2 separate regions of the Homo sapiens genome follow, and region 2 is linked to region 1. A link is an interaction called in ENCODE POLR2A ChIA-PET data of the cell type or tissue named here. Cell type or tissue: MCF 10A. All regions are shown on one strand. Links, peaks and the distances in the headings refer to the core of each region. The heading gives the core; the rest is flanking DNA. Region 1 overlaps CPNE8 (copine 8). Region 2 overlaps CPNE8 (copine 8).

The links. Peaks named below come from ENCODE experiments on the same cell type or tissue, not always from the same donor. Only the 100,000 strongest peaks of a DNase experiment are listed, where the experiment ranks them.
Region 2: POLR2A ChIA-PET joins it to region 1 with 5 read pairs; 3 of 35 experiments call an interaction of 5 or more read pairs at or near these places.

What each region holds. Positions count from the first base shown.
Region 1 is chr12:38,758,907-38,766,753 of GRCh38, forward strand. It overlaps CPNE8 (copine 8), which reads right to left. Exons shown (of 20, transcript NM_153634.3): 9 at 3,206-3,310; 10 at 1,941-1,982. Among named protein-coding and RNA genes, the nearest start is that of CPNE8, 140 kb to the right of the region's middle. In MCF 10A, for the core only: no CTCF peak of the experiment used is centred there; a DNase peak (open chromatin) is centred at 2,935.
Region 2 is chr12:38,815,984-38,823,830 of GRCh38, forward strand. All of the region lies in intron 6 of CPNE8 (copine 8), which reads right to left. Among named protein-coding and RNA genes, the nearest start is that of CPNE8, 86 kb to the right of the region's middle. In MCF 10A, for the core only: no CTCF peak of the experiment used is centred there; no DNase peak of the experiment used is centred there.

The DNA of each region.
Region 1 (7,847 bases), core at 1,001-6,000:
ATCTATAATTTCAGCAAATTTAGGATTGAACGTCTATGGATGTGGATGAAACCTAAATTTATACCCCTTGTTTATTAGTGGTTAAATTAAAACCATTTCCCAAACTTTTAAACCATTTCTCATGTGCCCAAAAATACTCTTGTCTCTAATTCTAATGTAATATCACATACATTTCTGTTACATTAGGATTAGAGACAAGTTCTATTTAGAAATAACTCCAAAAACAGTTTTTATATTTTCACACTGAAAATCAGTCAGATTTGCTTCAGCCTCAAGTATCGTGTTTTGCAAAATTAAAGGAGCTCTGGCAGTGAGCTGCACTTTTTGTTTCTAAATGGGAAATGGGTTAAAAATTACTAGGGAAAAGCCACCACTTTTGCCTATTCACAATTAAAATATAAAATAGGGTATATAATACAGGGCATAAAGTCCTTTACTCAGATTGGCATTATTTCCTTTTCTATTATTCTGAGCAGCAAAACTCATTATCTCAGTGAATCAAGTTTAATAAAGCAATGGAGCATAAATCCCTATGGAAAAATAGAAAGTTTTCTGATAAGATTTCTCCAGAATGCACATAGAACTAAATAATACATTAACCAAATGAATACCTGGCAGAAACGTAAAGATCAGTAGCATAGCATGGATTATTATGAAGTTATCTCTAAGAGCAAACTTCAAATCAGTGTTATAACTCTTTTTCATAATAATGTTTGTGATACAACTTAAAGACTGAAATATTTGAGTCTTATATACTTATTTGGTAGCAGCTAAAGTGTAGAATAATAATCTCCACTTCCCTCCCCATCTTTTCTTATCACTTCTTGAAAGAAAAAAAAAATACTATTTGCATCAAATTCCAGGACACTTATTGCACAGTGTGTGTGAGTAAGCATATGGGCAAGTGTCATACACATGCTGGCATGTGGCTCTGCAACTGAGCAACTTTCTGCCAATGCAGCAGAAGGGAAGAGAAGAGGGTGCCCCCTCAGCACAGGCCAGCCTTCTTGAACTTGTTCCTGTATTCACAGGAGTGTTCAGGTATCCAGGCACTTTCATCCCTTTGGGGGTTGGTTTCTGGCTTGTACACAATGCAGAGAGAAAAGCATTATTTAGCTTTAACCTCATGTTTCAGCTCCATTTATCAGTGAGCTATGGATTTGAGTTTAGGACACACATCGACTGAAAAATTAAAAGTAACCTTTGCTTTCCCATTTATCATTCTCCTTTGATACCCACATATTCAGCCCTTTCAGGGAGCACCTAGAGAGGCAGCAGTCTAGGGCAAAATGGGATTTGAGCATTTCTGGGTCCTTGGCTTAAGATCATTTTACAAACATCTCATCATCATCCTACGAAGATGACAGTAGAAACAAAATATGCTTAAAAAAGAAAAAAATGAGTTTCCTCTCTTTTAGTCTTTAATATCTACTTTGATATGCAGAGGACTACAGTGATTGCAGAGCTCTGAACAACTATTTGGTCTGGCAATGACCAGACACAATTCTCGAGTTTTGTTGTATGGTGTGTATATATATATATATATGTGTGTGTATATAGGCAGAGTTGGCTGGTGAATGCAAAGCTTACTTGTGTTCCCTTGAAAAGTATGGGATATCAATGTCATAAAAATGTTCAGAGAAATTTTGAAATGCAGAAATTTGATACTCACTACAGCTATAAAACTAGACATCTATAATCATCAGATTCAAGTTGAAAATCTTTACTAAGTTACTGGAAATAAGAAAAACCTCTATTTTCATCTCGAGGTTGGAGAAAATATGCTCATTTTAAAATTTCATGTAAATGCATCAGTAACATTTGGAAAAACAAAACAAATATGCCATCTAAAAATTACAATTTAAAAATGTGGTCATTTCAATGTATGTGCCTCTTAAAGTACACCCAGTTCAAGAGTAAGAAGATAAGAACTGTCTTACCTTCCATCTCGGTCCCAGTCATACACCTCTACTTTGATTGTTCTGTACATGAGAAAAACATACACATAAAGTTACTTAGTAAGATCAAAATAATGTATGGTTGAGAATTTAAAAATAAGTTGTTTTTCTTAGATAAAACAATGTATGCTTGCAGATTTTACATATGAATTTGAAGTTAATTTTGCTAATTTCATTACTATAATCCAATTCGCATCTTAAAAGAGGCTTCTAAAATCTTCATTGATTCCTTAAAGAGAGTAAGGAGAGTCTACAGGGGAAGCATGTGCAGTTTGACAGAGCTCCTCAAAGGGATGGTATGCACCCACTTCTCCGCTCTTGAAAATTACTGTCTTGGAGCAGTGTTTCTCAAACTCAGCAAAGATCAGAATCATATGGAGCACTTGTCAAAACATGGATTATTGGACCTCTCTCCTGGAGTTTCTGATTAAGCAGGTCTGGATTGGGGCCACATAATTTGAATTTCTATGAGATCACCAGGTGATGCTGACTGATGCTGCTAATCAGGAAGAACATTATGACTTTCTTAGGAACTTTTCTAAGAACTTTCTTAGGAAAAAATGAGTCCAGCAAAATAAAGATATGATCTTATTAAATGAAAAGAATGATAGTCAAGTGGCATGATAAATTTCAAAGAAAACTTAATAATAGTTCTATGATATGGGTTAATTAAACTATTTTTCTATCATATGTAACAAAATGAAGATTGAGATTTTTACTTTTCATTTGCTTTTCTTTTGGGATGGATGGGGTTTTTATATTATAATCATACAATAAAGTTTCATAAGAAAAAAACTTTGATATTAAGAAATCTTCAGGTATATTGTGGGAAAATCCTCAGGACCACCTTACCCAGCTAATTGTGAAACATTAAAATCTCCTGTGCTATAACTATGGAACTTTTGTGAATCAGCAACCATGAGTTATGCCAAATAACATTTTCAAGAGTATTTCAGGGTTGACAATATGTCTAAGCATAGTGTTGCAACTTTCGTGTTTCTACTTGTTCCACTCTAGAAGGACTGTACCATAGAAAAGGCTTAGGGCAATGAAGATTCTGAAATAACTTTTGAATAATAAATTAAAATTTAAAGCAAATATGCAACGTATTTTAGCATTTAAATATTTTCATTTTTGGAAAATAAGTTTAACCAAATTTTAATTAGCCAACTTATCCCACTTCCTCAAATCACTGTAGATTTTTTTAAAAGTTATTTGAAGATTTTTGAATAAACTATCCTTCTTACCTGTCATAGTCTCCATTACATAATGCTCTGACTGAGATCTTGAATGCTTGCCATACTGGATTTAGAGTGTTTTTGACAACTTCTGTCTTGTGACAAATTGTAAAACTATAAAGAAAGAGTTTTCAGTTATTTGCATGCTTTGACTATTTTAATTGATCTATTGTTTTAGTAGCCATTCCTCTGCTTACTTTTTGTTCAGAATAGTCAGTTCCGCTGTTGCTGCTACATCACTTCATGGAAAGAGATACGTGATTTTAAAACCTGAAAGATCACCTCACCATAACCTACTTTGCAATAAATTTACCAAAAACAATCTGAAAATTCAATAAATCCTAAAGTTGTTTTGTAAACAATCTCTGTAAAAATTGTGGTGACATGCTGATGGAGTGAAAAATATCCATAGGTCCCTAAGAATATGAGGATCACCAGCAACTTTGAGAAGAACAGCTTTGTTGGAGTGTTGAGAAGAAAAACCTGGTTTTACAGTGGGTTTAAGAAAGAGAAGAGAAACTGAGGCACAGTGTGTGAACTTTTAGTCTAGCTGTGAAGAAAAAGAAAAAAGTTAGGCTAATTTAAGGGAAAAGAAAGGATTAATCACAGGAAAGGTTTTTGGTGTTCTTGTTTTTACTTTTAATTTTTGTTTTCAAGATGGAAGAAATAACAGCAAGGTTGTCTGGTAAAGGAAAAGATCTGGCAGAAAGGAAGCCACTTCTGATGCATGAGAGAAAGGTGGGAGCAATGTTTTTGTTTTGTTTGTTTATTTGTTTTTGAGACGGAGTCTCTGTCGCCCAGGCTGGAGTGCAGCGGCGTGATCTTGGCTCACTGCAACCTCTGCCGCCCGGGTTCATGCAATCCTCCTGCCTCAGCTTTCCGAGTAGCTGGGATTACAGGCGCCTGCCACTGCACCCAACTAATTTTTGTATTTTTAGTAGAGACGATGTTGCACCATCTTGGCCCAGCTCGTCTTGAACTCCTGACCTCATGATCCACCTGCCCCGCCCTCTCAAAGTGCTGGGATTACAGGCGTGAGCCACTGTGCCCAGCCGGGAGCAATGTCTTTTAAGCAGGTGAGAGTAGATGGGATCCTGAGCATCAGTGGAGGAGCTGCCCTTGAGAGGCCAGACAGTCATTCTGCAAGAACATTCAGGAAGGCAGAGTAAATGGGTTGATGTGGTGGGATCATGAGGAAGCTCTCCAATTGCCACCATTTTCTTATGAAAGAGGATGCATGACAATGAGCAAAGAAGGAGGATGAGACATAAGTGATAAAGTGTCTGGGATAAAGAAAATGTTCATAGATTAGGAAAAAAGGAGTAGAATTCCTCGGGAGCCCCAAGGGCCCATTTAAGTTTAACATCACGTCATGAATCTATAGAAAGACCATTTAGTGTGTGGGTTCTTTCTTTATCTAAACTATTGGTTCTATATATCTAAAGAATTCCTAAGGGAAGAAAGACAGCAATTCACAATATGGGGCAGAATTCATGAAGCCTTAAGCTCGGTTTTCTGATTCAAATTCCAGTGTCATTTCCACAAAACTATTCAATCTTAAGACATCAATCAGCTCCTGGAAATGTTCTTCCTTCATGTGAATTTATGCAGCAGTTTCTGAGCTAGAAGCATTCAAAGTGATCTTCACTGAAACAATACATAAAACTTCATCAAGACCTTAGTCATAAAGTGTTTCAAATGCAATTATCTAACAGTAATGACACATGAAAATATTAATAAATACCATAGTGAATATACTGCCCCTAACCCCCATGATGAAATATCCCCCCTTTGATAAGTCCTCAAGTTCATTTTCCTACTCTCAAATAAGAGGGATTTGTTTCTATTAAGAGATAAGATAGAAACATAATACTTTATGAAAGGATCAAGTTTTTATTACAAGACTTAACGGCATCCGTGCCTTCTCCTTCCAGGCAGTATCCTCACTCATCTAAGGAAACTCGTGTCATTAAATTGACAGAGCCCAGGAAAATGTATCTATGGTCAAATGTTCTCAGAGCTGACTCACCTGAAGCAATTTAGGAGTCAATGGGGGAAAAGGCATTACAAGTAAGACAGAGGGGCAGACAGAGAAGACTCTTGAAGGGTAATGAAGATGTCTAAAGCAGAAGAAGAAAATCAAAGTGGATAGGGCAAGTTAGGGGAGGGCTGTAGGGGCTCAGAACACAGAGAAAAGGCAAAGGTACCAAAAAATTTTTAAGAAAAAGTCATAGGCCGGGCGCAGTAGCTCACGCCTGTAATCCCAGCACTTTGGGAGGCCGAGGCGGGCGGATCACGAGGTCAGGAGATCGAGACCATCCCGGCTAAAACGGTGAAACCCCGTCTCTACTAAAAATACAAAAAATTAGCCGGGCGTAGTGGCGGGCGCCTGTAGTCCCAGCTACTTGGGAGGCTGAGGCAGGAGAATGGCGTGAACCCGGGAGGCGGAGCTTGCAGTGAGCCGAGATCCCGCCACTGCACTCCAGCCTGGGCGACAGAGCGAGACTCCGTCTCAAAAAAAAAAAAAAAAAAAAAAAGAAAAAGTCATAGAAAACAAATTACAGAGGGAAGGCAGAGCTGTATGTTGGTTTGTTTCAGAAACAATATATTCATTAAGATACATTCATAAAAATAAAATACATTCTTAAAGATCTGCAAAGGGAATTTCTTCTCTTGTATCATATTCTAATATATAGCAAGTCTTTGGTATGGTGATAGATACAGATAGCTAAATAGATGATATCTAGATAGATGACAGGAAGAGAGAGAGAGAGAGAGAAAAAGAGAGACAGAGAGAGAGACTAGACTGAGAGACCAACTGACCATCTTCAGACCAACATGTTCAACTGTCTACTGACTTTTTGGCCTCTTTGCTTATGGTTAAATCAAAATTTCTCTTATATTCCTAGTGTCACCAGCTGCAGTAATTAAATACTTTTGACACTTGAAACATTTCCTCTGAGGGAAGGCATGTCCTTCTTACTGAGATATTTATGAGGCAGGCAGTCATTTATTGCCTATTAATCATTCTCATTTCTAATGTATTAGATATCATATATATAGGAAAACCTCACTGGTAAGAATTCCAGTGCTGGTGTAACTCATAAAAATTCTGCCAGGAGTCCAATGTAGCTTTGCCTAACATTCAGAAATATTTCTATATAAATATAATGTGTGTGTTACAAATAGTATTATAAAAATATATTTTTATTGAATAACTGGTATTAAGATACTTTAAGTGAGGCCATTTACCAAAAATAGCTATTCCAAAGGAAAATTATTACCCAATCATATATAAATATCACGCTACTAAATAAATGTCAAAGCAAGAACATGAGTATAAGATCATAAGTATGAAGGCTTTTAATTAATACTTCCAGTAGAAATTAAGTTTTTGTCTTTCTTACGAAATAAGCCACAAATACACTAGGTATTAGGCAATTTTTGAAATAGTCCCATATTAAAAAAATATTTAAAATAAAGCTAGAATCTTTGCAGTTAAAAATGGAGACAAAAAGTGAGGCGTAAAAGCATCTGTATACACTCAAAATACAACAAAGCCTATGTGTGCGTACACATACATAAAATATCTGGATCGAGCTGGCAAACTAGGTTTCTGTGTGTAAATATAAATGAAAAGTTTTCTGAAATGAGATTCACCAACTTTTAAAAATAGTTTTTTCAAATTAGTTGACATTTTTGGATTAGTTGTATTTTTCTTAATATTTAGATTTTATTTAATGAGTGAACATCTTTTTTTATTTTTTTTTTTTAAGATGGAGTTTCACTCTTTTTGCCCAGGCTAGAGTGCAATGGCACGATCTTGGCTCACTGCAACCTCCGCCTCCCAGGTTCAAGCAATTCTCCTGCCTCAGCCTCCCAAGTAGCTGGCATTACTGGCACCTGCCACCACGCCCAGCTAATTTTTTGTATTTTTAGTAGAGACAGGGTTTCACCATGTTGACCAGGATGGTCTCGATCTCTTGACCTCGTGATCCGCCTGCCTCGGCCTCCTACAGTGCTGGGATTACAGGCGTGAGCCACCGCGCCTGGCCGTGAACATCATTTTTACAAGCATAATACATTTTTTAATAAAAGTATCACCAGGAGCATTAGATGTGTGATAAAGTGAAATTTTACAATTGTACAACTAATCTTTATGAAGAAAACTAATAAGAATAAAAATAGAAAATCCAGGGAGCAAGTAGTTCATAAGAACATTTTCATTCAAGAAATTCAGAATCATTCTTGAGGTTTTCCTCTATTTTCGAAATGCCTGGCAAATATTATTTTCTTCACTCTGCAACATTTTTCTTATGAATAAAATTAGTGTTCAGATGCTATGACACTGACATTTTTACCATCAAAAAGAAGGGAAATACACAAAATCTAATAGTATAACACTATAGCAAATATATCCAACAGTTGCTCAGTAGCTGCATCAACAAACATCTCCCAATAAGTAGACCATCATTTTAAACTGGCCAGTGCATTCACTGTGAATAGCAAACTGTCTATATTATGCAACATTTGATACTTATTATATAACAACATATTGTATAGTTTCATATATAAGTGCAGCATTTTTTCCCATTCTATTCCCCTCATTTTTAATTTCCAAATAACATGTTCTCTTTAGCTGATATATTAC
Region 2 (7,847 bases), core at 1,136-6,135, 57 kb after region 1:
TCAAGAAATTGTTGTGCTCTGATAACTTAGGTCTATCTATCTATCCATCTACAGAAATATGAGGTTTCTAATATTACTAAAATCATAGTTTGCATTTATAATGTGGTAAGGTACACATGTAGCAAGGCTATTATAATTTTAAAATTCTGTATTTTTAAAGTCTGAATTTTAAAATTCCTAAGTCTTGGGAAACAAGTGCAAAGTTATAATGTGCAGGAGAGATACTTAAAATAATCAAGAGAAAAAGAGGAAACATATAAATGTGACTATTATCCTGGAAAATTCAGTGCAATAAACATTTATTGAACTCTTACTATTTACAAGGCACAACAGGTCTCTACAATACAAAGAATATAATGTTTTCTTTTGAAGTCTCTTTACAATTGTTCTATAAAGAAAGAAATGGGGGAAGGTATTCAGCCTCTTGATTGAGTTTTAGAAGTTTGTTCAGGTTCTTTGATCCAGCATGCTGTGGACTCCCTGTGTCATAGTATACAGGAGAATTAATAAAAACCTAACAGGAGCAACTATTGAAGGTTCTTTGTTTTGTTGTTGTTTAGCAGACCTGCTTAAGAAAGAAAAATTGGTAATTTAAAACAAACAAAAATAGTATGAAAGAAAGGGGAGAAAGAACCATCACTCTAATACCAGAAAAACTAACAATTCACAGTTAGCCAGAAATTGTATATTTATTTTAAAAATTGAAATAAATTCCTGCTAATGATTAAAAATATATACTGGAATGTAGCTGTATTTGTGAATGTCCACTTACTAAACTGCTGTCCATGTTTAGAATCTTTCATCAGAGTTACCTCAAACTGTGAAAGAATTGAGAGCCAGTTGATCTATCTCCACAATTACTGGGAGGGTCCAATCACTATTGTTGTTATCAAAGAAAACAGTGAAATGTCAAGATTATTGGAAATTTTTACTTACTGGCATTTGTTCTCAGGGCAGCCTGATGCACTGAGTCTACCTGGACCTAAAATGATGCCACAGCCCAATCAAGGCTAAATACTCAAAAGCTTTTTAAATAAACGAATGAATGAATACAAACACTAACAGTATGTCTAATCTCTCCCCTTCCCTTTCTCCAGGGAATATGTGAGCCAATTAAACAGGAACTTTTGAAAGGATAGAAAGCCCTAGAAAACTCTGTAGAGTTAGAGACTGGGCAAATCATCCTGAATTATCAAATAGAAAAAATGACCAGGTACGATGACAACACTGTGAAGTTTTCTTGTTACCACATTGTCAATTCAAAACAATGATTTTCCAAATAAGGGGAAAAAAACAGAAGTACTTATTTCCAAAACTAAAAATGAATTTATTTTTTAATCCTTCCAATTGCCTTCCTATATTTAGACTGTCTTGGCTCTGTTCTGGAAAATAGTTGAGCCCTGTTTATCTCAGATAAAGGTGGGCCACTGGACTGTGCTTGAGGAAGAGTTGCATGGGTAACAGACACCAGGAAGGAACCTCATCCTTGAAATGACCTAAATCAGAATGGGTGTTCCCTGGGAGCTCTTCTTGCATCTAGAGATATTCTTGACTCTTCAGTAAATGATTCTGTATTACTAAAGTGATACCAAATTTTTAAATTTCGTTTAAAGTTACACATTAATTTATTCTTTTTTTTTTTTTTTTTTTTTTTGTGAGAGACAAAGTCTCGCTCTGTCTCCCAGGCTGGAGTGCAGTGGTTCGATCTCAGCTCACTGCAAGCTCCGCCTCCTGGGTTCATGCCATTCTCCTGCCTCAGCCTCCCGAGTAGCTGGGACTACAGGCACCCACCGCTACGCCCGGCTAATTTTTCGTATTTTTAGTAGAGACAGGGTTTCACTGTGTTAGCCAGGATGGTCTCGATCTCCTGACCTCGTGATCCTCCTGCCTTGGCCTCCCAAAGTGCTGGGATTACGGGCGTGAGCCACTGCGCCTGGCCAATTTATTCATTTTTTTGAAGGCAATATAATGCTGTGGTTAAGCATGCAGGCATGAAAGCCAAACACCCTGTATTTGAACTTAGTTTTTTCAGAATCTTGTCTCAGTTTCTCCCTCTGATGAAATGGGTATAATAACAGTACTTGTCTAGCTCGTAATAGTGCTATGAAGGTTAGAGGAGTCAATAGATGCAAAGCCAGTAGAATAGTAACTGATTTTTTTTTTAATTATACTTTCAGTTCTGGGATGCATGTGCAGAAAGTGCAGGTTTGTTACACGGTGGTTTGCTGCCACCCATCAACCATCATCTAGGTTTTAAGCCCCACATGCATTAGGTGTTTTTCCTAATGCTCTCCCTCCCCTGGTCCCCCACCCCATGACAGGTGCTGGTGTGTGATGTTCCCCTCCCTGTGTCCACGTGTTCTCATTGTTCAACTCCCTCTTATGAATGAGAACATGTAGTGTTCGGTTTTCTGTTCCTGTGTTACTTTGCTGAGAATGGTTTCCAGCTTCATCCATGTCCCTGCAAAGGACATAAACTCATCCTTTTTTATGTCTGCACAGTATTCTATGGTGTATATGTGCCATATCTTCTTTAACCAGTCTATCATTGATGGGCATTTCGGTTGGTTCCAGGTCTTGGCTATTGTGAACAGTGCTGCAATAAACATATGTGTGCATGTGTCTTTATAGTAGAATGATTTATAATCCTTTGGGTATATATTCAGTAATGGGATTGCTGGGTCAAATGGTATTCCTGGTTCTAGATCTTTTAGGAATCCCCACACTGTCTTCCACAATGGTTGAACTAATTTACACTCCCACCAACAGTGTAAAAGCATTCCTATTTCTCCACATTCTCTCCAACATCTGTTGTTTCCTGACTTTTTAATGATTGCCATTCTAACTGGCATGAGATGGTATCTCACTGTGGTTTTGATTTGCATTTCTCTAATGACCAGTGTTGATGAGCTTTTTTTCATATGTTTGTTGGCCGCATAAGTGTCTTCTTTTGAGAAGTGTCTGTTCACATACTTTGCCCACTTTTTGATAGGGTTGTTTGATTTTTTCTTGTAAATTTGTTTAAATTCCTTAAAGATTCTGGATTTCAGATCTTTGTCAGATTGATACATTTCAAAAAATTTTTCCCATTCTGTGGGTTGCCTGTACACCCTAATGATAGTTTATTTTGCTGTGCAGAAGCTCTTTAATTTAATTAGATCCCATTTGTCAATTTTGACATTTGTTGCAATTGCTTTTGGTGTTTTAGTCATGAAGTCTTTGCCCATGCCTATGTCCTGAATCGTATTGTCTAGGTTTTATTCTAGGGTTTTTATGGTTTTAGGTTTTACATTTAAGTCTTTAATCCATCTTGAGTTAATTTTTGTATAAGGCATAAGGAAGGGATCCAGTTTCAGTTTTCTGCATATGGCTAGCCATAACTGACTTATTATAATGCAATCAAGTTAGCCACTGGTATTACTTAAAATAACAATTCACAGCTCCCTTTTATTTGCTTTGATAACTAACATCCACCTGAGAATAAGTATAACAGCAGAGATAGGGCCGGGCGCGGTGGCTCACGTCTGTAATTGCAGCACTTTGGGAGGCCGAGGCAGGCGGATCACAAGGTCAGGAGATCGAGACCATCCTGGCTAACATGGTGAAACCCTGTCTCTACTAAAAATACAAAAAATTAGCCGGGCGTGATGGCGGGCGCCTGTAGTCCCAGCTACTCGGGAGGCTGACGCAGGAGAATGGTGTGAACCCGGGAGGCGGACCTTGCAGTGAGCCAAGATCACACCACTGCACTCTAGCCTGGGTGACAGAGCAAGACTCCGTCTCAAAAAAAAAAAAAAAAAAAAAAAGAGCAGAGATAATTCCCAAATGTTCCTTCCAAACACTCATTTTATCAGTGCGTTATAACTCAGACCAAGATAAGTGTGATGCTTATGTTCCAAGGTTGGTCCATAAAGGTCTTTCCTCACCTATTAGTTTGTTTAACTACAGAACTAATATTCTTAGCCTGCATTTTGAATCCTAGAATCATCAAACTATGCCATACACAAGAGGAAAAAAAAGAAGAAAGGAGCAATAAATTTCACTGTAGAGGAAACTGTAGTTTCTCTGAAAGATTTTATCACAATATAACTTCTAAACACTTCCTATACAAAAAGCAACCATTTGGAAACTAAACTGAATTGGCAGGGCGTGGTGGCTCACTCCTGTAATCCCAGCACTTTGGGAGGCGAAGATGGGGGGATCACAAGATCAGGAGTTCAAGATCAGCCTCGCCAACATGGTGAAACCCCATCTCTACTAAAAATACAAAAATTAGCCGGGCGTGGTGATGTGCACCTATAATCCTGGCTACTCAGGAGGCTGAGGCAGGAGAATTGCTTGAACCCGGGAGGCAGAAGTTGCAGTGAGCCGAGATTGTGCCACTCTACTCCAGCCTGGGCAACACAGTGAGACTTCATCTCAGAAAAAAAAAAGAAAGAAAGAAAAGAAAAATAGAAACTCATCTGAATAAATTAGTTTTATTTAGAAAACTAAGAACATTCTTAGTGTCACCCAAATAAAACTAATAAACAAGCTTTATTAGTTTTATAGGCTGGTGAAGTATCAAATAAAACTAACCTGTTTATTAGCTTTATTTGAGTGAAACTGAGAATGTTCGCTGAATCTATAAAGGTAATACTATTAGAACTCACCCTCCAAAATAATATAGATCATGTCTTATCACTTGTTTCCTTCAGTTATAATGTTTCCAACAGGTTTTCAATCCAACCCAATGAGGTTAGGCAAATATAAACAAAAATATCTTGCAAATGTTGAAACTCTGGGTGAATACTGGCACCTAAAACACATGGACAGAATGTCCCATCTACTACTAAAGCTCACCAATCTGTATGGCAACCTCAAAAATGGATGATCTTCCTTTTGTTAGCATACATCCTCCTTACATCCACTGTCTCATGAAAGAAACCTGAAGGTCCTTGAAATCTTCTTCAACCTAGACCATCAACCTTTCACCAATCCTTGTGAAATCAACCTTCAGAACATATTTTTCATCTGTCCATTTTTCCTCATCTTCCTAACCCAAACAACTATCTGTTAACCACATACAACCATCCTCTACACAGAAGTCAATGATCCTCTTTGAAAAAAATCGTAAATTTTCCCATTGCATTTATGATAAAGTTTAAAATACTAAAAATGACCTACATATTGTAGGTTAAGCTAATATTCTAATTTTCATAGGGCCTGTATCAATATGCAATTATACTTAGTTGCATGATTATTCATTTAATGAATAAATGGTAAAAACCAATAAAGACAGGAACAACTTTGCATATTCATCATTGTATACTTAGTACCTAACAGTTTCTGATCCATAATCAATTCCTAGTAAAGATTTGTTGAATATATTATTTTTAAAAAACACAATCCCTAAAACCTCTATTATACTCAGATTCTATCTACCAGAATCTGTCAGTAAATTATTTGCTCTATAAAGTTACCATTCGTAAAATAATTTTTCCTTTTGTTTTTCTTTCCTAAACTGGGATGCCCAAAGGGCTTATTTGCACACAAGTCTCATAGGAACAAGACACATGTCACACCAAGTCAGAACAACCAACCAATCATTCTGAGGCTTGTCTCTGACAATGACATTAAAGGCTATTTTGTAAAAAACTCATTCATTTTACCTATATCTCTCATGACTGGTCATATCCTTTACAATCCTTTCCATCCAGAAGAGTTCTTCATCTGTATGACTTTAGTTGTCACTACTGGAATATCTGAGTAGAGCAGAGAATCATGGGAATCTGCAGATACACATAATCTGCCTATTTAGAGTAAGCAATTTACCTCCCTGGAGATCATTCCAGAGAATGAGCTCACTCACATTCGAAAATGAATGCAAGAAAGTGGTTCAACTCAACATTTTGATTAAACTTCGATTATATGTAAACCTCAGAAGCTTGTGTATAATAACATGAGTAAATGTACTAAAATTCCTTCTATCTTTGGCCTTTAAAAAGAATATACCATTTTTCGAGAGGCTTTCCCAGAAGTAGATTAAAGCTCTACTCTAGGCTGGTGAAGTATCTAATATCTATCTGAAAGGCAATCAGTGGTTTTATTTTTAATGTGTTGAGTCATGTGAAGATTACAAACATGTATACACATCTGTGTAGTCTTTGCAAATAAAAAAATATTTTATTCTTAATTGACACTGAACCCTGGATTATTTTTTGTAATTACATGTTAACATGGGAAATTTGGGATATTTCCAAAACTATCTTATAAAACCCAAACTAATGAAAAGAAGAAATCTAACTCAGTTCCCCTATTTGATAGTTCAGCTACATACTGAAAACAGACAAATAGTTTTTAATATTTATATTTGGATAATACTTACCACTTTACATAAGTGTAATCAAGTTTGGTTTAACACGGTCCTTTCCTTAAACTTGCTGAATTCCTAGCTAAACACGTCTCTAAGAAAAATAAACATGAAGGAAGGAAGGAAAGATACTGGCTATTTTTAATAAAAACAATGAGTGTTTATTAAATTCTAATGTGCTCCATCACAAATCAGTTGTATAAAGTATTGATGTTACTTACAATAATACTCTTAAATGAGTGTTATTCAGATATTTCAGATGAGGAAGCTGGGTCTCAGGAATTTGATGCACTTTGCTCAAATTACATACCTAATCAATTGTAACACCCAGGTCTGACTGCTCCCAAAGCTCATGTACTATCAACTTCATTACAGTGGCTGTTTATTTAGCTCTACAGCAAATTCTTATTACAAATGTGACCCATAGACATAAAAAAAAGTATAGATGTAAAAACGGCCTAATATTGCAATAGCAAGTTAGTAGCAGAGATAGGACTAAAAACACCATCTTCTGAGTCCAGCCCAATATTCTTCCCACTGAAGTAAATTAGAGAGCATAACAATATCAATTTAATTAATAAAGATTACTTTGAGCCTCAAAATTTCCCCCAAAGTTGATTACATTTTTACAGGCAAAAAGCTGCATGCTAAAAACATGCCCTGTTTTATGGTGAGTTTGTATGTTTCCCACTTTTATGACTATGCATTCTCCTATCCCTCTTCCTCCTCTTCCTTCTCACAGACATTTGATCTCTAAGTGCATTCACAGTCAAAGCCTAACTTTCAGGATAAGTCCACATCTGTGTCAAATCTTCAAGCCAACCCTGTAAGTCTCTGCCTCAAGTCCCCTCAAACACTATTCTTCTATTTTAGTCTTCTTCCTTATTCTGAAGCTTCCTTTCTGCTCTGTTCCTCTCCCTGCTTTCATCTTGTTGTACTTCAGCACCTGTCTGTCTCTGTCCTTGAACCCTAAGTCACAATTGAGATCCCCACATCTATCAGACAATTACAAGCTGGTTTTTCAATTATCACTTGCCTCTGAGTCCCTGTCCCTGTCCTCTTCACCTGTTAGGACACAATCATCCATCTACGAACCTTCCCTTAATTCTCCACCCACTACCAACTGCCTAGATCACAAAGTGCTTTTGCCAGCCTACAAAAAACATAGCCTTTGCCCTCCTAAACGTCCTTTAGTCAAAACAGCTGCTGGTACCATTACTGCTGGTACTGCTTCTTCCCATTGTATCCTGCTTCTCCCTGGAGTAAGAATCTAGTTTCTAATTATTACCAGTGCCTGCCTTTTTCCCTGATCCTTTTATATGGAACCACTCATGCCTGGCTGAGAGTAACAGGAACAAATAGGCCTATTACTTGAGGAACATAATAAATATTTTCCTCCCAGAGGAGAGAATGGCAATCTTTCTTAAACCGGTGCTGATTCTTGCATTTCGGAAGGCTTTGCCGAATCCATCACTGAGATCCCTAAAGATAGAAG